Linked DNA regions of Mus musculus: regions 2 and 3 are each linked to region 1. A link is a loop called in an ENCODE intact Hi-C map of the cell type or tissue named here. Cell type or tissue: gastrocnemius. All regions are shown on one strand.

Region 1 (8,000 bases):
TTTTTGTGAGTGGGAAAATCCTTCTGCAGTTGAGTGTCATGTACAGCAGGGGGCACTGTCTCCAAGAGTAAAAATATTCCTGACAAAAGTAAAGGCAGCTGCAGCTAGGGCAGACAGATTGGATTTGTCTTTGCAGATAAAGAGTGGGTTTCATAAAGACTGAAACCAGGACTTTTTGGTAATTCTTAAGTCATGCAGGAGTCTGTTATTTTTTTAGTTAAACTTTAAAAGGAGTCAAGTGTTGCATTTTTAGTTGTTTTGGGAGGATTTTTTTTTTTTTTGAGACGGTGTCTCACTAGGTAGCCCAGACTAGTCTACCTCAAACTCTCAGTTCTGTGTCAGCCTTCCAAATGTTAAGCTTTCAAGTGGTGTGCCCCATTATGCCTAGCTATAAATAGGATCTTATAAAATTTCCTAAGTATTTTTGGGTCTGGATTCTAGATTATTAGCAGACTTTGTATGCGTGGGTTTTTTCTTCAGTTTGAATCTGGGTTGGTTGTTTTGTTTTGAGATAGGGTCCCATGTATCTTAGGATGGCCTCAGAATCGCTACATAGACAAAGATGACCTTGCACTTCTGATCGTCGTTGTCTCTTTCTCCAAGTGCTGGGGTTTCACCAGTATACCCTGGACCTGTTTTATGTTGTTTCTTGGTCAAATTCAGAGTTTTGTGCGTGCTGAGCACACATCCTGCGCATTGTCCTTGCCCCCACTCTGAATGTTTGTGTCTTAGTAATCTTAGTTTTTCTGACCCATGATCAGGGTGTTTGGTTTGGTGTTTTGTTTGTTTGTTTTCAGTTACTGTTGAGTACTGCTGCTCTGTGTGTGAGAAGCACACACACACACACACACATACACACATACATAGAGACACACTCATACATAGAGGCACACTCATGGAATAGATCCCTAAGTACTTACTCAACAAGCACACTGAATCCCATCTGCATTCTGGCTCCTCCGATGGTGAAAAGCACCGTTTGGAGTTTGAACACACAGAACGGTGTGAAAGTTGTCATCCAATTCAGCATACAATGCCCTGGTGAAATACACCACTTTACTCTTATCTTTGCCTTGGTTTGCCTTAAATAGTAGAGATATTTTCCAGTCCATTTTGACTATAATGTTTAATGCCCCCCCCCCCCATTGGCAAAGTGAGGCTAAAGCAGAATAGACTCTTCCCAAGTCCTCCGGCTGGCTGTCCCAATGCCTCTGACTGAGACAGAATGAGGGTGACACTAAGTGTCATTCACTAAGAATAATTACATGTATCTATCATGGAACAAATGAAATGTGGGGATGGTGTAGATCCACCAGGCCTGGATCTCCCCTCAGTAGTTAGTTTGCCCTTGCAGTATAAGATTGTGGCCTCCTTGTCTAAGAGGTGCTCAAGATACCTGGACATGTTTGTTGTTAGTTGATGCCCATGTTTGCTTCTGTTGCTATGATAAACACCATTACCATAAACAGTTTCAGAGGGCATTTGGCTTACAGATTAGAATCCCTTATTGAGGGAAACTCAGAAAGGATCCTAGAGCCAGAAACTGAAACAGACTTTGGAGAAATGTTTCTACCATCTTGTTCCTTTTGCCTTTCTTACACAACTCAGGCACATTTGCCTAGGAATGATACCGCCCACAGTGGGCTGGGCCCGCCTTCATCCATTAGCAATAAAAGAAAATGCCTCATACACACATCTCTTTTCAAGAGTCTACAACACTGGTTCTCAACCTGTGTGTTGCGGCCCTTTCACTGGGGTCTCAAGGCCATCTGAAAACAGGTAATTACTTTACCATTTGTAGGAGCAATGAAAATACTCCTATGGCTGGGGCTTAAGCACAACCTGAGGAACTGTACTAAAAGGTCACAGGCTTAGGAAGGCTGAGGACTACTAACTACTGTGGAAGCAATAAGCAAATGCTAGAAGAGGCAACTGACCAGTGAAGCAACAGAGCGATCTTCCCAGGCTGGGGGGAGGGGGGGATAGAACCCTGACTGAGCTCCCTTACTACAAAATCCAACACTAAGCAATTCCCTGGAAGTTGAAAATGGAAGTTTTAAATCTAGATTTGTGTGTTTCTTTTACTAAATGTGAACCATGTAGAACATTTTTTTTAAATTCTAATTACCTGGTATTGATAGATTAATATTCTTTTTCTCATTAAAAAATCATTCTAGGTCAGTTCTCAGAAGCAGATCTTACAGGGTTTTTGGTTTTGTTTTGTTTTTTTTTTTGTTTGTTTGTTTTTTTATGCCTGGTACGGCATGAATTTGACAACCACATCATTACAGTTCACAGTAGCAAAAGGCTCACTAAGAGAGAGTGTAGAACAATTGCTGGTACTTAGGCAATACCAGAGGTGTCCTCTTTCTCCACAAAAGCCATCATCTTGGATATTAAAAGACATGACAGTGATCTCTGCTTTTCCTGTCCTCCAAACAGCAGTGGGAACTCAAGAGCAGTGGGTTCAGTGAGGAAGGAGAAGGGGGAAATGTCTTGGGGTCCAGGAAATTCAAAGGAAGATGCAGACTCAGCATCAGCTTCTACACAGTGGTCCATGAGAGATGCTTCATACCCTCCCTGGATGCTCATTGATTGTGAACTACTTCAGGGAGGCTGCACGTACACTGTTCATCTCTAAATAGAACAATCTTGGATACAAATAGGATTTGAGAAAGTGATGTTTTGCATATATATATAAATATGTATATATATATATATATATATATATATATATATATATATATATATATGTAATTTCCACTGATGGAATCCCAGTCGCTCAGGTGTCCTGTTGGCCTTCACATTTGGGACATTTTTAACAATTTTTTTTGTTTTTAACTTCTTATTGTATATGAATTATACACCATGCACCCCCAATCCCACTCATCTCGTCACCCCTTTACAGCATCTATATCTCAAGTCCTGGGGTATCTTCTCCATCCTTGCAACCTCCCCTCAAAAAATAGAAATAAAAATAAAAAAATTAAAACCTCAAAATCAAAACAAAACAAAACAAACAACAACAAAAATCTCACTGTGGAAGCTGCAGTGTGTCACAATGTGTCACACGGGTATTCCTTTGGCCAAACCTCTTTACTTCCAAATGTTCATTGCAATGAGTCTGGTTTGAGGCCTCTGGCTTCTGCTATACTATCAATACTGGAATCTCACTGGGGTTTCTCTCAGATATCCTGTTGTCGGTCTGTGTCGTGGAAACTCTGCAGCTTTGGATCTGCAGGACTGGCCCCTTCACACACTCCAGCATTTCACAGATGGGGCAGATGTTGGGGTGAGCATATTCAAAGCCCTGGATCTGGGCCTGGGTTGGAGTTGCTGAACCCATCAGCTTTCCTGTACCCAAGCCACCAGGCTAGGTCTACTGTGCTGCCCAGGTGAAGCGCGGGGGCTTTCTGCTTATTTTAAACAAGATATTACAGATTGTCTCTTTTTAATAAGTCCTGACCATACTGCAGTGTCTGGTCTTTAAGCATAGATTTCCAAATTGACTCAAGTGTTTCAGACGAGTTTCACCATAGGCAAGAGAGTCAGGGTTGAGTCATTCTTAAGCAATTTGTAACACGTAGTGTTTAAGCTCTTCCAACTTTGCTATGGTAACCAAAGAGACACCACCACCCAAGAACAGTTTTAAGTTCTCATCTTAAAATGACCTGGCATATCTGAACTTGTCTTCTGAGTTTGTCTGTAACTCTTTAGAACACTTAAGACTGTCCCTGACTGCATAAAAAATGCCTTTCCTGACCCCTGGTAACTGTTCAATGTTAACTCTTGACTTTACTGAGTGCTTACCTGTGTGAAAAGGCCTGCTTCCTTGTGTTGTGTAGATAGAAGTTTTAGCACACAACCTGACAGGCATTGTGGTTTGATTAATAGGGTGTGTTGTTTTGGTTTTTCATATATTTACCGGTGCTTAAATAACTGTGGCTAATTATTCTGTCCTTTCATGGGAAGCAAGTCATCGTAGCTTCTATTTAATCTGATAATATATTTTGAAACAATCAAAACAAAATGCCATTAACCTTTATGGTTGTTTTGAATGGCATTTTAAATGACATTTATAAAGGCTGTTATTGATCTTTCTTCGATGTGCATTTCCACAGGATGTCTTGCCCTTCACCCAGTAACAAAAGCACCTTCTACCCAGTTACCATTGCTAGTCAACCGCTATTGCATGTAGACACGTTGGAGTCAATTCTCCATAAATAACATCTGACTGAGGACTGGGATACCATGGTAGAATTCAAAAGAAATCTGGGCTTAGGAGTCAAAACAGACACATGGGGAGATCCCATGGAATCTCCTCTCCAGTTACAGCTGGATAGGAAGGAAGGCAAGGGGACTGGATTTTAGGAAGATGGAAAAATCAGCACAAGTGTTGTATGAAAATCCATGTGTTTGTTGAGGTCATCACACAACAACAACAACAACAACAAAAGGGAAGAAAGCATGAGCCAGGGACTGACATTATCAAAGAACGTGGAGAAAATTTCTGAAGTTTAACAGAAAATGGAGACTCATATGTACTCAAAGATCCCACATCCTTGGATTATGTGGGGATATAATCACACACTCCAGCACTCTAGCCTGAAGTGCCCTTTTTCCCTCTCGCTGTACTATCGAATGCTCAAGTAGCTTTGTCTAATTAGTTTGCCCTTTCATTGGGAGCATGCCATTGGAGTCGCTAGTTAACACAATAATTAATTTTTAAACATTCACAACAAAAAATGGAATAGAATGATTGGAAAAGAAATAGGGGGTAAAGTCTAAGGCCGCTATATCATGCTTAAAGAAAACTGTGACTCTCAAAAATCAAAAGAAACTAGTACAAATAAGAGAGACTGCCTAAGGAAAGCAACTACCTACTTCTCAGGCACTGCAACCAACCTGCCTGGGAGGGGCACCAGAGACTTTGAGATAGATCTAGGAGTTCAATTCAGCCACGAAATGAAGAGGCGTTGGTTATAGGGGAGTCTCCAGTTCACAGCAGTTAAGATTTCTGAGTATAAAGAGGAATTCAGGAACAGAGGGGATCAGATGAGGAGACTAACGAAGCTGAATGGGTGTCTGGTTTCCAAATGAGCCTGACAAGTCTGGATGCCTGGGATAAAAGGGGCTGGCAGACCTGCTGAAGTTCAGCCCCAGTAGTTTCCTAGAAAAAGGTGAGCAATCAGGAATGCCGGAGCAATAATTGAAAACAACTGAGTCTCTGTAGATGTAAACGGGACTGCCATCCAACCAGAGTCGTCTCCCATGAATTTCTGTCATTCTGTCCACTCTGCTGTCTTCCACTGGGCCTCCATCCTAGGCCTTGTCACTTCCTTGGCACCCCTCCCTAACACAGCATACGTGATAAGAAAGAAAGGAGGAAAATGAATGTCTTACACTCTAGACTGGAGGAAAAATTGCTTCCAGAATTCCCCAGCCGACTTACCTACGCTTCTATTTCACTGGTTACAAATAAGTCATGTGTTTATCCCATCAAAGGTAAAAATAAATAGTGTCTATGACTAACTTAGCCTCTCATAATTTATACCCAGAGGGCTAGGTCTGTACTCAACCAACACAGTTTTATGAACCAGGGGGAAAAGCTGTTGCATTTACAACCAACCAAGATGGCTGCAGTAGCTGTTTAGATTGATTCTCCATCCAGATGTGCTCTCCTCTCATGCGTGTTTCTGAAGTTTGGGGATAGTGTTAGCTTGTGGGATGACACAACATCATTTGTGAACACAACCCTTAGGCAGGAATTCACTTAAATGGACAGGAAATATATGTCCCTTCAGAATAAGGGACAATGGGACATGTTCAAGGTGGCTGGTTACTGGGCTTGGCTTGCTCTTCCCACAGTCTCATCCCTTCCTCCTCTCCCCATCTCCCATCTTCCTCTTCTTCCTCTTCTTCCTTCTTCTCCTCCTGCCTCTTCTTCCTCAACTCCTTCTCTCCTTCTTCTTTTTCTCTTCTTTTTCTCTTCTTCTTCTTCTTCTTCTTCTTCTTCTTCTTCTTCTTCTTCTTCTTCTTCTTCTTCTTCTTCTTCTTCTTCTCCTTCTCCTTCTCCTTCTCCTTCTCCTTCTCCTTCTCCTTCTCCTTCTCCTTCTCCTTCTCCTTCTCCTTCTCCTTCTCCTTCTCCTCCTCCTCCTCCTCCTCCTCCCCTTCCTTCTCCTTCTCCTCCTCCTTCTTCTTCTTCTTTCATTTCTAAGCCACAGGCCATTGCTATTTTGCCATAGCATACCATCCCTAGAACAGTACTAGCTAATCCCATGCATTCTTACCATTCAGATTGTCTTGCTATCTGAAACAGTTATTTGCCTAGTCTGTTCCTACTGTCTCTATCACCATACCCAGAATTTCATTTCAGAACTAGAAACCATCTTGAGGTTGACTGTAATTTTGTCTTTGGACTTCCTGCCTATGCTCTCACTCTTGATATAAGTCATTGGTTCTCTAATTGGAGCAGCCTCAGAGTCTCCTGGGGGACTTCTGAAATAACTGGAACCTATTCCTCACACTCTCTGATTCAGTAAATCTTGGGTATGGCACAAGGATTTACATTCTCACAAGTTTCTGGGGGAAGCTGGTGCCAATGATCCACAGTTTCGGAGCTCTTGTTCTGATCTACTCTTTACTCTTTTGCCAACGTCCAGGATGGAAATAGCGTTTCTAGGCCACTACTTAGAGCATCAAGTACTAATCCAGCCTCCTCGCCTACCCTTTTGTGAGACGCACATTGTCATCTACATTTGGAAGTGCTACCCTTACATCTTCATTGCTTGTTTGTTTTTTTAACTTGGTACCATTGGAAGCCTGCTCCATTACACTACTTCATCCACCTAGTTTGAGACTTCTCTTATGTGCTCACAAAGATCCTGAGTTGGTTTTTTGTTTTGCTTTATTTTTTTGATTTGATTTGATTTGATTTTTGTTTTAATATCACAGACCTGCTTGAGCAAAGACATATGAATCACGTATTCAAACAAACGAACCATCAATTCTAATCCTCAATAGAGATAAGGGCATAGTGACTGACATTCAAGTTTGTCAATACTTAGCATGTGAGGGCATTCACAATCAGAAATTTACATCATGTCTTACATGTTTAAGTCAAATTTTAAAAATGAACTACTTCCATTTAATTGCAAGTGATAAGCTATAAGGGTGAAACTTTGAAAATTGTCATTCTAAGAAACTTAGTGCCAGCTCTGTCTAGGAAATATATACAGCATGGTTTTACACACACACACACACACACACACACACACACACACACCCCTCTTTTCACTCTATATTCTGCTACTGAGTTTGAATTGGGGACAGAGGAGAGTTGGCAGACGGTGCAGTGCTGCTGCAGAAAATTGGACGTCATTCTGAACATGGCTTCCATGCTGTGTTCTATGTTCACCAACAGGCCAGGCACCCAGCATTTGCCTTCATCACAAACACTCTTTCCAATGTGGAGTGCTCTCTTCATTTCTTGTTATTATGATATTTTCATATGCATGCATAATTTGTACTTTGCTAATTTGTGTCCCATGTCACCATCTCCTTTCTGTCTTCTCTCACTGTCCCCTCCCTCTCTTATCCACCTTCCCATCTTATATACATATATCTACATGTAGATGTTACTAAATGTAGATTCCCCATATGCTAGAAAACATGGGCTATTTTGTCATTCTTTCCCCCATTATTTCTTTTGTCCTCTCTTCTTCCTCCCTTTAGGCCCTTTCCTTCTCTGCCTCACCTTTCTCTTCCATAACCTCCCCTCATCCCCTGCCTCATACTCACATACACAAGAATCTTTTTGGACAGCTCTCCAAGCCTTGTTAGATTTTGACAAAGGATGAGTTACTAGTATGAAAATGAACTATGTGTGTGCATGTGTGTGGTTTGTATGGATATAGGTAGATGCACATGACTATACTTGTTTATGTGTGTCTGCATGTGTGTGTATGCTCATGCATGTGTGTGACTGTATGTGTACACAT
Region 2 (8,000 bases), 86 kb after region 1:
ATGAGATATGAATACATTAAAACACAGAGAGCAAATCTATAGAAGACTGTATCTATCATCAGTTCTATGTAAGTTAACAAGCAACCCCAAAATAAATAAGTATATATCACCTATATAACCTGATTCTTGCAAACAAATTAATGACTGCCTGAGATTGGGATGGGGGGGGGGCGCAGCAAGTAGAAACAGACACTTCAGACCCCAAGAAGTAACTCAATTTCCTGTACCCCTAAACTGAACAAAAGGACTTTGGATGCTGAGTGAGTTTAGATTATCTGGCCGGAAAATTTGGAGCAGAGGGGAGAGAAGAGGGTGAGTAGGTAACAGACAATCTGCTTTGGTATGGGTATCGGTGGTAAAAGTGTTTCTATGTAAAATAGTGACATCTACTTTATCCAGCCTAAAATCTACAATACCCCATTGTAGTTGTTTGCATAAGAAATGTCCTACAGAGGCTCATACATTTGAACACTTGGTCTGCAGTTGGTGGTGCTATTTGGGAAGGTGATGGGGCATTTAGGAGGTCTAGCCTAGGGAAATATATCACTGTGGGTGGGCTCTGAGGGTTTGTAGTCTCACCCCACTATCAGTCTTATCTGTTTCATGTTTGCAATTGAAAATGTCTCTCAGCTTCCCACTCTAGCTGCCTGCTGCCAAGCCTCCCCACAATTATGCTTGTTCTCTCTCTCTCTCTCTCTCTCTCTCTCTCTCTCTCTCTCTCTCTCTCTCTCCCTCTCCACCTCCCTCCCCTTTCTTTTTCTCTCTCTTTCTCCAAAACTGTAGGACAAAATGGACTTTTCTATAAATCATTTTTGGTAATGGTGTTTTGTCACAACAGAAAGTAACTACTTCAAGTCCCCTTGCCATTCACCTCCAGTAAAGATAGGATACAGTCTGCCAAATCCTGAAAAGGTATCACATGATGGTATCAGAAGATGGTACCACATCACATGGAATCCCATTCCCTTCATATAGGTAAAATTGGCAATGTAATTTTCCTATGGTTAGGCAAGATTACTTGACAAAGATGATGGGGGTTTGAAATGCTGTTAGGATTTCTGAATTGCAACTAATTCTAAGGAAGGTAATTTTTGTGTGAATCTGACCTGAACAGGGTTCCAAACAGCTGCAAATGTTCTCATATTGGATCTGGATAAGCAACTGGCCATATTGTAAAATAGGCATCACATATACAAACAAACAAACAAAAAAGTGTTAATTCTATTATTTTACCAAATAGTGGGAAAAGCAAGACCTTCCGAGAGGCCCTTTGAGAACACTTCGGTTCACTAGCCACACCAAATTAGAACTAAGTTCTTAGAATGAGCATCACCCACTCAGCCAATGAAATGAGTCAACCCTGGCTCGGGCCTGGAAGCAGCTTCATTCCAATCTTGACAAGGCTTTTATTTAAGATGTAAATAGCAGAATTCTTATTCTCTTGAGATTTTCTCTTGGGGTCAACTTCTCATAACATCCTAAAGAAAGATTTTAGGTCAGTTCTATTACAGAACCATGGAGGGATCATGCCTAGACTCAGGGGGAGGAACCACTGACTAATGCTCTAGAAGTAACCCAGGGCTCTCTTATGCATCCCATTTCTGAGACATCTGTTTAAATGTTGTTGATAGGGGGCAGTGCTTACCTGTTGGGCACCGTCTGAGTTTAGACAGCAACTATGAATCACAGACTCAGAATTCTTCTTTTGAAAATCTCTGGGGATGAAGATGGCATAGTCAGTAAATTGCTTGCTGTTCAAGTCTGAGAACCTGAGTTTGATCTACCAAAAACCCATACGAAAAAGGCTGCATTTGAGGGGCTGTGTCCATAATCCAAGAACAGTGTGCAGGAGAAGACGGGTGGATTCCTGGAGTTTGTTGGCCAGCTAGTAAAGTAAAATCAGCGAACTTCAGATTTAGTGAGAGTCTTTGTCTCAAAAATAAGGCGGGAAGTAATAGCAGAGAGCATTTGACGTCAGGCCTCCACAAGTACATGGGCATACATACACACATACACACTCACACGTACACACAGACACATTTACACACATTGACACATATACACATTTGTAAACGCACACAAACATAACACAGACACACAATCTTACTCATTAAAATTAAAGGAGATCCTAAATTTCATGATTAACCATAATGAAGGCCAAAAATTCCTTTGGCCAATCTCTCACAACATAGTGAGCTAAGAGTAAAATAATTAATCAATTTATATTTTGGGGGGGATCAAACCAACAAGAGTTATACAATTATGGAGGCTTGATACATTGCTAAATTCACTGATGAAAACTCCAGCACTGAATAAAACTTAGCTCACTGAAGGCCACCTTTCACAATCAGACCACTGAACTTCTTGGAAGACAGACTGAACCACAGATAATATGAAGCATCTCTAGCCCTCTAGGGGATTTATGTCTGCATTCTGTAGCTAGGTGCACACAAGGGGCATGTGGAGACAGGCAGGAGAACAGAGCATGTCTATAAAGATAAAAGTGACTCATCAGCCAACCTGACAGCATTGCAAAGGCCACAGGGCAGGACATATTCACTTAATCCCATCCACTGTGGAATTTCGGGTATCACAACATCATATGGTGATCTCTCTCCAAGGGTCTCCAAGACATGTAAGGTAGGCCTAGTCTTCCAGATCTTCAAGTGACTGTCTTGTGGTCCCTATCACCTATATCCCATGCTGTGTATCCTTTTCGGGTAACTCAGTTAGTTTGGTCAGCGTTCATTCAGTTGTATGTCATATCTCCTCTCTCACTCCCATCTGATTTCTTGACATTGTCCACTGAGCAAGGTAGGCCCTTTACAGTTGAATTCCAGGCATCGTTTACTTAATGTCAATCATTTATCATTGCTAATGTCAGTTTTACAATAACCCTTAAAAGGTGGGTTCCGTGATTACATTTTATAGATGCAGAAGGAAAGCTTCAGAAAGACAGACTGTTTACCCCAAACCAGAATCCCGGTGCCCTGAGTAATGGCTTTGTTAGATGTACAATCCTAATCAATGAAGCACTTTAGCTGTGACTCAGTTTCTTCTTATTCTAAGAGGAAATAACAGTGAATGTCAGGCTTGTTGTCTGGATAAAGGAAATAGAGTGAGAGAGTGAGCATAAGCTTGTCAAACACTGTCAAAGCACTGCTCGAAATCTAGGTACGTACCACCTGAGAATTCTTAGCCTTATAGACACTGGCATTATTTCAAATAATATGTATTTTTGAACTACAACATGATCCTCTTGAAGTTTTAATATTATATGTGCTCATACTACAATTTTAACCAAATTTACTTTTGTGGCTCAAGACAATTAAAATGTGATCTTGTCATAATGTTCTAACAACTAAAAATACTTATGTGCTTCTAGAAACCTAGCAATAAACATCTAAAACCAGAAGCTCTCTTGTGAATCTCTTTGCTCTACTTAAAGATAGGATAGCCTCAGAACAAGATTCTAAACTTCAGGAAACGTGCTTCTGACACTTACTACATGCTAAAACTCTGTGCTAGGCACTTAGGACCTGAGATAGGCAAAGGGGCTTCCTCAATCTCGAGTAGTTTATAGCTAAAAATAGGCAGCTGTCATCTGGGAGAGTTAATATCCTCCTGCTAAGCTTCATTAAACAGCAATAAGAGAATGAGAAACTCTATCCTGTGGCTTCTACCCCACAAGATGATTGTATCCTTAGTCAACCTCGTGCAATTATTCCAAGATTAAGGAATATATTTATTTGTTGATTGCATATTTTGAGCGAAACCAATAACAACAGCTCCATCCCATGCTGCTGAGATCACAGGCTGTGATATAATTGTCACTAGGCTGAGTTGCTAAGTATAATAGTCCCGTTTTCAGGATGGGGAAAAGGGATGAAATGGACAAAGATTATTAGGGAGAACAGCACAGTTTGTGAGGAAAGAAACACAATCCCAAGACCTGACCTGAGCACATGATCTTCATGTCAGATATCTATACCGCCTCAGTAAGGGTTTAGGGATGTGTGTACACAGCTAGCATAATTCAACTACACATCTCCAGATACTGTTCAATATTTTATATAGCAGTGTGCTACCATCACTAAAAACAACAACAACAATAACAACAACAAAACCCCCCACTAAAACAAAAGAATTTCCTGTTACTTTTTTTTAATAAAAATGTATCTTTAGTAGTGTGAGTGTGTGTGTGTGTGCACATGAGTATGGGTGCACATGGATACTAGAAGAGTGTGTTAGGTCCCCTGGAGCTGGAATTATAGGCAGTATTGGGCTGCCTGCCCACTGTGGGTGCATGGGACCAAACTCAGGTGCTCTGCAAGAGCATTACACACTTTTATCCAGTGAACCATGTCTCTGATTGAACATGTTTAACCTCCTCAGGTCACATTCATTTGAAAATGACTGCTAATAAGAGGGAAAACTTAGGAAGCATATTTAAGATGTTCTCAAGTGCATCCTGAAAACTCTGCCGAAAATGCTTTTCCTCTTAGCATGTGTATCTTAGTTACTTTCTGTTGCTCTGATAAAACATCATGGCAAGAAACTCCTTGAGGAAGAAACCGTCTATTTTGGCTTATGATTGGAGAGAGAGGGGTCCATACAATGAGTGTAGACACGGCAACTGGCAGCCAAACTGCATCTGAGGGATCACGGTTTCAACTCCAGTTGGCAGAGAAAGCCAACTAGAGCTGGTTCAGGTGAGGTTGTAAACTCTCAGAGCCTACCCTCAGTGACATCTTCTAGCATGGCTCTACTTCATAACGGTTCCATAACCTCCTGAATGGCGCCACCAGCTGGGTACCAAGTGTTTATATGGATGAACCTGTGGGAGATGTTGCTCATTCAAATCACCATGATGTGTAGATAATTTAAGAGATGAGGATGTTAAAGGTATCCACCTTGCTGGCATCTGTGCCAGCTAGTTACACCAGGTTATGTATGTGTGCATGTGAAATTTCCCACCTTTACATACACTTATTTTGGGCAAACACTGCCATTCCCTGTCGCTGAAGAGGATCTATATCTCTTTACTTAGAAAGCATATGTACACACACACACACTCACACACACAGTGGAGGAAATTGATCTATTTAGCTATTATCATTTGAAAAGCAGGAACTTTTTTTATTTAACACGTATACATCTTAAGATAATTGAGAAAGTGCTTCTACCAAGTATATTTTTGGGTGCAGGACGACAGACTAATGATGTGAGTTTCTCTGTAGGCAGCATCTATTTAACAAACCTTCAAAAGAGCACCTTTTATCTAGCAGGCCACTTGAAGGAAACAAGAATGTAAAAGAAAGGGTGGTGAGCACCTAACAGTGAAATAAAAGGAGACAACTACATGGCCCTTGTGGAGATTGCTCAACAATGGGTTTCAATGAAATAAGAGAGGAGAACCACACAGCCCAGAACACATCATCAAGCCCGATAGTCAATTGAAAATTAAGTCTCTCCACTCCTTCTTTTGTTTGTAATTAATGGCTCGATGGCAGGGTGTCATTTTCTACTCCCCTTGCAAACCAAGGAGGTAGAAACCCTGGCAAGATAAATACTCTGACCACTAGGTGTGTTTTCGTTTCTTCTGGTTGCTGGGATATGCGGGGCTGGCAAACGGTGTTCCCAGTCATTTTAGGAACGCCCCTTCTTTCCTCTTCTCCTTAACAAGGTTAGTGAGATTCGTGCGGCTGCATTGGGAAGGGCCTTATCACTGCCGGGTGATCGCTGTTCCAGCCCTGGACAATGAGGGTTCATCCAAAAGCACGGCTTCCTTTCTGCTCTGGACAGGAAGCCCTGCCTGTGTCAGCCGCGAATGCCTCACGCAGTGCCTGGCCAGGCAGCAGCTGGAGAGCTGAGAGGAAAACAATTTCTAGACCTGGTGTTTGTGCAATAAAAGACCGGGTGGTGATGCGATGGGAAAGCTAAAGGGGAAGTTCGGAAATCGTTCACTGTTGTGATAATTTGCCTGGGACGGAGAGAATTGTGAGATTCAGAGGAGAACTCACAAACAAGAGGTTGCCTTCTGTCCAGCCCTAGTATGAGGCTTGCTGTAGGCTGTTATGTAAGGTTGGTTGATTATCACTGGGAAGCCCGCTCTTTTCTGGAAGGAAATGGAGGACTAGTGGATGTGGGGAGACAGGAGGTACTGGGGCGGAGGACTGGGGGAGAGGAGTAGAAAGGGAAACTGAGGTTGGGCTATATTGTAGAGAAGGATGAAGAAGAAAAGCACCTCTCAAGCTAAGAAAACTAAGACGTGGGGAAATGAAGGTACAGTAAATCTCCATCTTAGCCTAGTAAATGCATTTAGAGGGATTTGCGCCTCAGACCAAAGTCCTAGAAGTGGGGTTTGAACTCTTGAATTCTGATGTTCAGTTACAGAAGACTGAATTGCGTCCCACAATCAACAGTGTGTATGGAATGTTGTTAAGACATCACCCGCAGAGACAGTTAAAATGATAAACGGCAGCAATTGCGTTCCCTGTATATTTTATTTCCAACTGCATCACTGGAAAGAGAGGCGTCGATTGTGAGATTTGTTAGGATTCCTTCAGATGCCCCAGAGAAGGGAGTGAACACTGTCTTCAGTGTCCTGGAGCTGAAACAATGAGGAGAGAACACAGGACAGGTTCCTGCCATAGTTAAGGATTTGGACCTAGTGTTCTCTGCAAGCCTGGGGCTGCTAAGGCATGGGGGTGGGGTGGGGGGAATAAAAGGGTCAAAGCAAGGTCACAGAGAAAATATCTATATTTGGATGAAGAAAAGAGAAGAAAAATAATTTCACTAACTCCACATCTAGATAAAAAAAATCAAAGGAATTTAATAAATCTAGAGGCCTAGGGATGAACAGGGACTCGGTTGAGGCAGAAGGGAGGGGCAGAAATATGCATGGGCAATTAAAACTGGAGAGTTGGCAACGCTTTAGTAGTTGAGAGACAATTTTCGCAGACAAATGAAAGCTGAACGCAGACTGGCAGAAGAAGGACTGGCTTGTGGAAGAGCAATCGGTGAGGCAGCCGAGGACACATGCGCAGTTAACCTTTCCAAAAAAACATGGTCGTGGAAGGAAGAGCCAGAGTTTCTGCAAACCTAGAGGACAGGGCTGCTGAGAAGCTAAAGCTCTGACGGTAGGAACTTAACTGCAGAGATAAAGACCGTTAAGGAAAAGTCAGTGAATTTCCCTTTGTCCCCAGGGAAAGGAAACATCCCATTTAAAAGAAAAGTTACAGATCCAAATGACAGGAAGTCCAGCTTCAGGTTGCTTCTGTCTATACTCACGTAGGGGAGCCAGTCCTCAGGCACTCTCTGCTGCCTTAAAGTGAGATTTGAACCCACATCTCAAGCACGGATGTGTTTGGTTACCCCGCTTCCTTTTGGTGGAGAGGTGAGCTTCCTATGGAGAGCCACAGGCATCTCTGCCTTGCCTGCCTCCCTCCTCCCAGACTACTCAGGCCCTCCTCCTCCTCCTCTTCCTCCTCCTCCCCCTCCTCCTCCTCCCCCTCCTCCTCCTCCTCCTCCCCCTCCTCCTCCTCCTCCCCTCCTCCTCCTCCTCCTCCTCCTCTTTCTCTTTCCCTTCTTTTTTTAATGTCCATAGCTGAGTATATCTTATAGGTTGTAGCACAACAGATTTAGATGACTCAAACGAGCTGTCTCTAGCAACTAAGGCAGGATTCAGAGTGCTGGAAATAGAGACCAGGCTTTAAAGAGAGAGGAAGGGAAAGTTCCAGAGGAAATCCAGATCATACTGGATTAATGAGGACCTGAATGGTGGTAGGTGATGGGGTTTCCTGTGTCAAAAATCTGTTCAGACTGTCAGGGCTCCCTCAGAGACTTAATAAACCAGAGAGGCCATCTGAGGATTCACAGAAAAGAGAATTCACTGCTCCAATATAAGACGCATGAATGCTTCATTCATAAATATATGTCTTATACACAGCAGTTAGTATATATTTTATATTTCTTGAACTGATTGATAAGTTCATGAG
Region 3 (8,000 bases), 60 kb after region 1:
TAGAAACCAGAGCTTCTTTGCACAACACAGTCCCAAGTTATACAAGAGGTTTCCTCTCAAACATTCACATGGTGATGCTACTTCCAAGCTTGGGGGAAAAAGATTAAAACCACTTAAAAGAAAATGTTGTTTTAAAGTTTTATGTAGTCCTTTATGATACATTTTTCACTCATCTACTTTGTTCCTACGTTCTAAGCCCTATGTGATAGCATTAATACTACCTACCTGTGCTCACCTTGGTAGCACATATACTAAAATTGGAGCGATATCATTCCTAACCCTGATGCTGTGATATTTTTAAGAAAATATTTCTAGTTTGTAATTGTACTCTTCTGTGGCTTTGGAAGTCCACAGACATTGAAGTTAAGCAGTTTAATATGCTAAGCATTTGTATACCACTCCTTTTGTGGTGTATATAACTTGGGAATCAGTCACATGTGTGCAAAGGCCATAAAAATCAGTCTTGTTGAACAAAGTAGAATATAGCTTCTTTCTTAACTGATGGGCCCATAAATAAGAACAGTTTGTTGTTGTTGCTGCTGCTGCTGTTGTTGCTTAATCATTTGTTTTACCAAAAGTCCCACCACGTTCTGCAGCACAATAATGGCATACTCCGGAATACATCCCAGTCCATGCCACCCTGTCAGCCCCATTTTGGCATGTAAGGGTGATATTTCTCCTCCTTCTCCTCAGGCCAACATGAAGTCTTTCTAGAGATGGGAATAAGAATTCTTGTTATTCCCAAAGGAAGCTCAAGCTCTAACATCATAACTATGCATCGGGCTGTACATCTGTAATCTCACCCAAGGCAGGCTGAGATGGGGATAGCTAGTTCAAGATCATCATCGGCTACACAAGGAGATTCTGATACAGAAGTAGAAGGAAGAGGAGAATGGAGAGAAAGAGTTGGAATGGGAAGAAAGGAGGAAGAAATTAAGAGTGAGGAAGCGGCGGAAGAGGTAGAGATGAGGATGTGGAGGGGAAAGGATATCAGAATGCATGTTATCTTGGGTGTGGATGTGGAAGGGTGAGAAGAAAATATCCATATACTGGATGATGGGAGAACAAAGAGCTAGTACAGAAACTAGTCTGTGCTTTGAGGGAAGGGCACTGTGCCTGGTCATGCTGGATCAGATGTCTCCCACAATATTCTTCCTTGTGATCCTCTCCCAAAGGTCAAGTGCTATTAATACTTCCCTCTAGGCACTGCAGGAAGAATGTGCAAATAGCTGCTTCTCAGAGAAGCACAGTAGATCAGGAGCTCCAAAAGTCCAGGATTTGTTCTACATAGAAATCAGTGTCTAAAGTGCTCCCAGGTTACAGTGGCTGCCTTCAAAGGATGCTAGTAAGTACTTCAAGGAAGTTTAATACACAGGCGAGAGAGGCAGTTATCTTTTGGAAACCAGCAGGTAAGACAGTGTAAATAAAACTTCAACTATCCCTTTGGTTTCATTTATTATACTGATGTACTCAAGACAAGAAGCCCCCAAATAATGCACTTGTGAGTATATATTTTTGTCTAAGGCCTAATGCAAGCCTTGGTCACTAGAGGATAAAGGATACATTAAAGAAACATCTTTACATTGTGGCAAGGAACCAGCTTTCTTCCACACAAAGATTAGCCTGACTCAGTTCAGCTTTACCAAATGCTGACTTTAGGGCATCCATGGGAAACAAAAGTAATTATCATACAAATGGCACTTTGAATTGTCACCAATTGAGACATGATGTTCATTCTTAAATACTCTTAGACAAGTACAATAATCATAGAGAGTCCAAGAACAAGACAGTATCTTAAAGATGTATTGGTTGATTATATGATTTTTAAAAAAAAGGTCTTAAATTCACTACTGTATTTGATTGTAACATCAATTACAGGAATTGGAAAACACAAATGGTATGAGATTAAATTTTTTAGTACCTTTCTCTAAAGTTACCAACATCGATGGTATTGATCTACTAAAGACAATATAAGTGTATTCTACAGTTGTCTAGTTACAAAGGCCAAGCAAGAATTTGAAACTATTTTCCAGCTTCTAGGTTCCTGACATGTTTTCAGATACAAAAAAAACCCCACTTCTTCACCAGTATCAGAAATGTTCTCAGTGGCCCTGGCCCCAGTCAGAATGAGAAGACTACCCAGGAAGGCCATCAGATCTGGGAGTCTTGTATCTGGGACTGAGGCACACCAGGGGATACAGAATGTTTAGTGGTGCTAAAAAAGAAAGATTAGAAAGGGAACTGTTTTGTAAAATCTGGGATCTTCTTGTGTTCAGGACACTGTGTGTGTGTGTGTGTGTGTGTGTGTGTGTGTGTGTGTGTGTGTGTGTGTGTGTGTTTGTGCGCACGTGCAGTGTTGTCCTAAGCACAGTGATGGATGAAAGTCAAGTGAAATCCACTTCTTGCCCTTCAGGAAGTTTCCATAGAAAAGCAACACAACTCTACAGTTAGTGGGTATCTTTTGGGTAGGATGGTAGTAATGCTTACCTGTTCCTATTCACTTTTTCCAAAATTCTCTGTCCACAGACTGTTGTAGGCAGGTAATTAGGTAGCTGCTTGTATTTTATTATTTCTGGCCCACCAACCACATTGATAGTATGGGGGAAAAGCTGCTTGCACAACACATAGTGAGATGGGAAAAACCCTGAAGTTTGGGATTAAAATTTTAAGTCTAAGTCAGTTACTTAGGGATAGATGGTTGCTTTGAGAATAAGTTTTCATATTTGCCAAATATCTTTGTATTTGAAAGGGTTAAATTTAGCTGTATCATTAAACATATGACTAGTCTTATAAGCATCATAGGTGTTGGAATAATTACTATACCTGTTTTATATTTTTCTTAGATTTATTTATAAAGATATGCTCAGCCCTGATGATGTGTGCTATATATATGTCATATATATAGTGTGTGTGTATATGTATGTGTGTATACATATATATGTATATATGTATATATACATGTGTGTGTATACACACACACACACACACACACACACACACACACACACACACATATATATATCATAATTAAAAATCACCGCTCAGCTCCTCAGTCCCTTCTCCAACTCCTCTATCAGTGATCCTGAGCTCAGTCCAGTGGTCGGCTGTGAGAGCATCTGCCTCTGTATTTGTCAGGCACTGGCAGAGCCCCTCAGGAAACAGCTATATCAGGCTCCTGTCTTCAAGCATTTCCCGGCATCCACAATAGCGTCTGGATTTGGTAACTGTATATAGGATGGATCCCCAGGTGGGACAGTCTCTAGATGGCCTTTCCTTCAGTTTCTGCTCCACACTTTGTCTTCATATTTCCTCCAGTTGAGTATTTTGTTCCCCCTTCTAAGAAGCCTTTAAGCATCCACAGAGCAAATATGTCAACCGGCCAGACCCCCTGGAGCTCCCTAGGACCGGACCACTATCCAAAGAGTACACATGGAGGGACCCATGGCTCTGGCCGCATACGTGCCAGAGGATGGTCTTGTTGGATGTCTGTGGGAGGAGTGCTCCTTGGCCCTGGGGGTGTTCAATTCCCCAGTGTAGGGGAGTGCCAGGGCTGGAAGACTGGAGTGGGTGGGTGGGTGGGTGGGGGAGCACCCTCATAGAGGCAGGGGGAGGGGGGATGGGATAGTGCATTTTCAAAGGGGAGATCTGGAAAGGGGAAAACATTTGAAATATAAATAATGAAAATATCCAATAAAAACAAACAAACAAACAAACAAAAACACATAATTAAAGATCACTTTAAGGAGTCTGGATGGATGGTTCACTCAGTGAGGTGTTTCCCATACAAGCATGAGGTCCTGAATTCAGATTCCCGGCACCCAGGAAAAGAGCCAAACATAATGGGATGCCCGTAGAATCACAACGCTGGGGTGCAAACACGAGGATCCCCAGAGTATCTGGCTAGACAGTATGACAGAACAGCTAAGCTCCGTGCTCAGTGAGCGATCTCATTCCAAAAAAGAAAAAAGAAAAAACACCCTAATCGCAACCTCTGCCCTTTGCACACTTATGCGCCCATACAAACAAACACGTACACATACATACGAAAATTCACTACACCTTGCATTAATTAATAACTGAATTCTCCAGTGACGGCAATGAAATGAGAGCAACATTCTGACTTCAAACTCTTTTGTTCAGTAGAGGAGACATGGTCTACTATGTAGCCCTGGCTGGTTGCTCTATAGACCAAGGCAGCCTAGAATTCACAGACAGCCGATTGACTTTCTCCCAAAATCCTTTTTAATGAGTCACACTCTCATTGGTGAGGTTCTCCCGGACTTACAGGATGAAGTTCCAGACAAGACTGCCAACCAGCAAATCGGTGTCAGAGTCTCAGCTCAGACCCCTGCGGGGACAGTGGCTCCTAGTCAAGTGCCCTTCATGGTGACAGTAATTAGTGCCCTGCATCTAGAGATGACAGAATCAACCTTTATGTTAGAGATGGCTCAATGTGACCCAGTTCAGTCACCACATGATTTGCGTTTTGAAAGTTAGTCGATGTACTAATGAGAAAAGTAAGGTGAGTAGTCCTTAAAGTGAAAAAGGCATGCCGATTTTCTGAAAATATGTCTATTAGTCTTCTCTTGCTAAAATCCCAATTACTTCATCAAAATGACTTCTACCAGTCTCCCACCGGTGGCTTAGGAGGCCAGTAGCAGCTTGTGCCGAAGCCACCCGCTCCATACGTCAGGCAGTGTTTGTATATACTCAGCGTATCCAAGCAGGGCCTTTTTAACTTTCCGTGCTGCGGACAGATCTGTACTTTCCTGAACAGCAGCCAGGAAAAATCTTGAAGATTTGGCAGGAACACGGTGGGAAGCCTGGTGCTGCACCAAGCTGCACTAGAGCCCGGGCTTTCTACAGAGGCGGATGAGCAAAATTCCTCCCTTTGTTTCGCTCTCCATAGGAGGACAAATGGAGGCCCCAGATTGCTATCAGGTTCTATTGTGTAAACTCGGGGTTTCCTTTTTTGGCACTGTGGCCCTTATTCTTTTTCAGCTGGAAAACCAATTAGCATTCTTTTTTATATTTAGGTGTTGGTGCCTGGGCCTTAGAACAGCTTTTGGCCATCTGCCCACATGGCCGTGGTCTCTAGGGCAAGGCCTGACAAATTAAGATAAAACCGTTACTTCATGTTTTCCTCCAATGAGAAAACAAAAACTGTTTCCTGCTCTTATTAATTAGATGGCGTCGATGTCCACATATAACAAATAAAGAGGTAGGCATAATCAGGGTGTCAACCCTGAGCCCTTATCTCGCCCCAGGCGGAGTTCCCCTACAAGAATGTGAGAAGGAAGACCTGTCCAGTTAGGACTAAGCTTTTCTTCTCTTGAAAAAAAGAAAGAAAGAGAGAGAGAGAGAGAGAGAGAGAGAGAGAGAGAGAGAGAGAGAGAGAGAGAGAGAGAGAACCTCCAGCCATCCTTACAGTCAACAGAGGCCTCTGTCAAATGGCTTGCCTTTGTTAACTACGGGGTCACCGTTTGTCCTCTGTGGCATTTTTGCCTCACAGGTTTGAGTGGCGTGACTTACCTGGAGGAAGGAACTGTTAGGAGATTCCAGCCCTGACGAGTGGATTAGTCAGAACAGGCAAGAGGGCCCTGCCCATCTGGAACAAAAATAAACAGAACCAAATACTTCTGTATCTTGAAAGGCAAACAAAATGAAGTTCACGTTCCAGGAACATAGTTTACGATTGGAGAAAGCCCTCTCTGGGCCGGTGTGGCTGTCAGAATAGCCAAGCATGTGCAGGAGAGGAAGAAACGAGCTCGGAATTGCCCAGCTCCGAGAAGTGTTCCTCCTGGTAAGCAGCCTTTGCCATGGCAACAACCTAATGCCACAGATCAGAGGAATGCAGTCCTCCAGCGAGCCGACCTCGGCCTGGCAAAGTCTCCCAGATGATGCAAAATATTTAGAAGGGAAATGGGAAAACAAACAGAAAGGGAACACAGCCATGTGGCTACAGAGCGAAGACAAAAATAAGACACACACACACACACACACACACACACACACACACACACACACACACACCAACAGTGCAGGACAGCTACAACAGCGGGCTTGTGTCCCTGGTACTGAATGTCCACCTCTTTGCTAGAAACAGCCCGCGGGATTACTGCTCCCCCTTCAAGTCTGTCTTTGTAAATAGTGGGTAGTGGCATCCCTTAAGAAAAAAAAAATCAATTGAAAGACTTCTTTAAAGGCTCGGTACAGACCATTTTCTTTGCTACAGATTCTATTCTGGAGCTGTATCATTTAACAAAGGGTCTGTGTTCTGACTCATCCGGAAATTTTTTAGCCATTTTTTTTCTTTCTGTTAGGTTCCTGTCACAGGCAGAGAATGGTCATCTGTAATAACCCAAAGGGAGTGACTAGAACATGCCCAGCCACATGTAAGAAAAATGTAATAGACTAGTGTCTAAGGGCCAGAAATTTCCCAGTACCCTGGGCAGGATTGGTTGCACAACCAGATTTGTTAAGACAGTCTCAGCTTAGTTCAGGTTCAATTACAAATGTGCCTCAGTGCTCACAAGAGTTCCTGTTTGGGATAATAAATATCTGATGGTCCTATTCATGCTCAGAGCCCAAGGGTCTGCTAACTACTTCTACTTCACCCCCCAGGAACGTTATTCTGAAGTTCTTCTTTGAAACCTAAATATAATACATAAAGATATAAACCTAAAAGAAATAGGGAAATGACTTGATCACTAAAGTGTTTGCTCTGCTCCCCCTTCAAGTCTTTGCTCTGCAAACATGAGGACCTGAGTTTGGAGTCCCGGGTCCCCATGTAAAACTCTAGTGCCATAGCACATGCCTGCAAACACAGAACTGTGGATGTGTGACTGGAGGCCTCCTGGGGCTCCATCTTTTGCCAGTCTAGCCAAATGGGTTAGTTCCGGGTCCAATGAAGACTTGTCCAAAAGGTAAGTTAGAAAATGAACAGAGAGAGTATCTGGTGTCAACCTTTGCCCTCCACCCACGTGTGTGTTCACATGTGTTCCCCTTACACAACTAAAATACAATAATAAAATGAAGAAGGGTGATAGTTCTCTGATCTCACTAAGAAGAACCTTCAAAGAGATTTGCTTCATCTACAAGAAACACTGGGGACACAATCCCCTCTGCAGGGGCCAGGAGAGAAACTGCCTATTCATCTCCAGGCTGCCTTCAGGAGAAACTGGGAGTTACCCAGGAGGCTACCTACAGACACCCACACAGGCACTTCTCTGTCAGGTGCAGGAAGGCAGGCAGTCCTTTCACAATCAGACACATGGCTGCCTCCTTTTGTGCCTTGCAGCCCAGAAGCGCCTGTGAGAAGTTCATAATGGGAGAGGCTTCAGAGGGTCTATGTTGCCCCCAGCTGCACTGCCATGAGGCTACTATCTGAATTAGAATGGAAACTCTTTGATCTCTTTTATATCTAAGTTTAAACCATGGCCTGGACCCAAAAGGTGGACTAATTTTGGCAACTTCCCCTCTACACTTTTATCTGGAGATGAAAGCGAGGTTTGCAAGCATAAACAGAAGGTGTATTTCCCCGGGCCCAGCAACCAGCATATGAAATAAATGACACTATAGATTCTGGCACTCAGTCAAGCTCTGGCTTCTTCATCTCTGCTGCCTCATTCTCTCACAGCCATTAGGATAATCTCCTTCTATCTTAAACATAAAGATGGTTCAATACCAAAGAACAAACTTCTTGGATTGAGGCACACAGAAGGGATAGAAACTCCATAAGAAGACCAACAGAGTCAACTAACATGGACCTTTGGGGGCTCCCAGAGACTGAACCAATAACTGAAGAACATACATGGGTTGGACCTAGTCCCCTGCCCCACACATATGTAGCACATGTGCAGTTTGGTCTTCGTGAGGGTTCCCCCGCAACTGGAGTGGAGGCTTACCCTGACTCTGTTGCTTGCCTGCTCCCCTAAATGGGGAGTCTTGCCCGGCCTAAGTGGGAAAGGATTTACCTACTCCTGCAGTGACTTGAAGTA

Evidence for each region. Hi-C counts contacts between places; a loop is a spot of excess contacts. Peaks named below come from ENCODE experiments on the same cell type or tissue, not always from the same donor. Only the 100,000 strongest peaks of a DNase experiment are listed, where the experiment ranks them.
Region 2: a loop joins it to region 1, with 4 times the contacts of the local background. A loop is called at or near these places in 2 of 42 quality-filtered maps.
Region 3: it touches region 1 in a loop (2.3-fold over the local background); 8 of 42 quality-filtered maps call a loop at or near these places.

What each region holds. Positions count from the first base shown.
Region 1 is chr6:17,105,845-17,113,844 of GRCm38, forward strand. The region is part of intron 1 of Gm4876 (predicted gene 4876); the gene reads right to left. Among named protein-coding and RNA genes, the nearest start is that of Gm15473, 44 kb to the left of the region's middle. In gastrocnemius, CTCF peaks have their summits at 33 (motif pointing right) and 4,906; a DNase peak (open chromatin) is centred at 56; H3K4me3 peaks cover 367 bases; H3K27ac peaks cover 1,864 bases.
Region 2 is chr6:17,192,105-17,200,104 of GRCm38, forward strand. It overlaps D830026I12Rik (RIKEN cDNA D830026I12 gene), which reads left to right and starts at 5,647. Exons shown (of 3, transcript NR_102305.1): 1 at 5,647-5,686. It overlaps Gm52892 (a long non-coding RNA gene), which reads right to left and starts at 7,467. Exons shown (of 2, transcript XR_003956407.1): 1 at 7,294-7,467; 2 at 6,812-7,154. In gastrocnemius, CTCF peaks have their summits at 1,630 and 4,808 (motif pointing left); DNase peaks (open chromatin) are centred at 5,811 and 6,995; H3K4me3 peaks cover 2,086 bases; H3K27ac peaks cover 3,596 bases.
Region 3 is chr6:17,165,839-17,173,838 of GRCm38, forward strand. It overlaps Gm4876 (predicted gene 4876), which reads right to left and starts at 5,995. Exons shown (of 3, transcript NR_153844.1): 1 at 5,533-5,995. In gastrocnemius, a CTCF peak has its summit at 4,795; DNase peaks (open chromatin) are centred at 3,434, 3,847, 4,349, 4,825 and 2 more places; H3K4me3 peaks cover 2,734 bases; H3K27ac peaks cover 7,116 bases.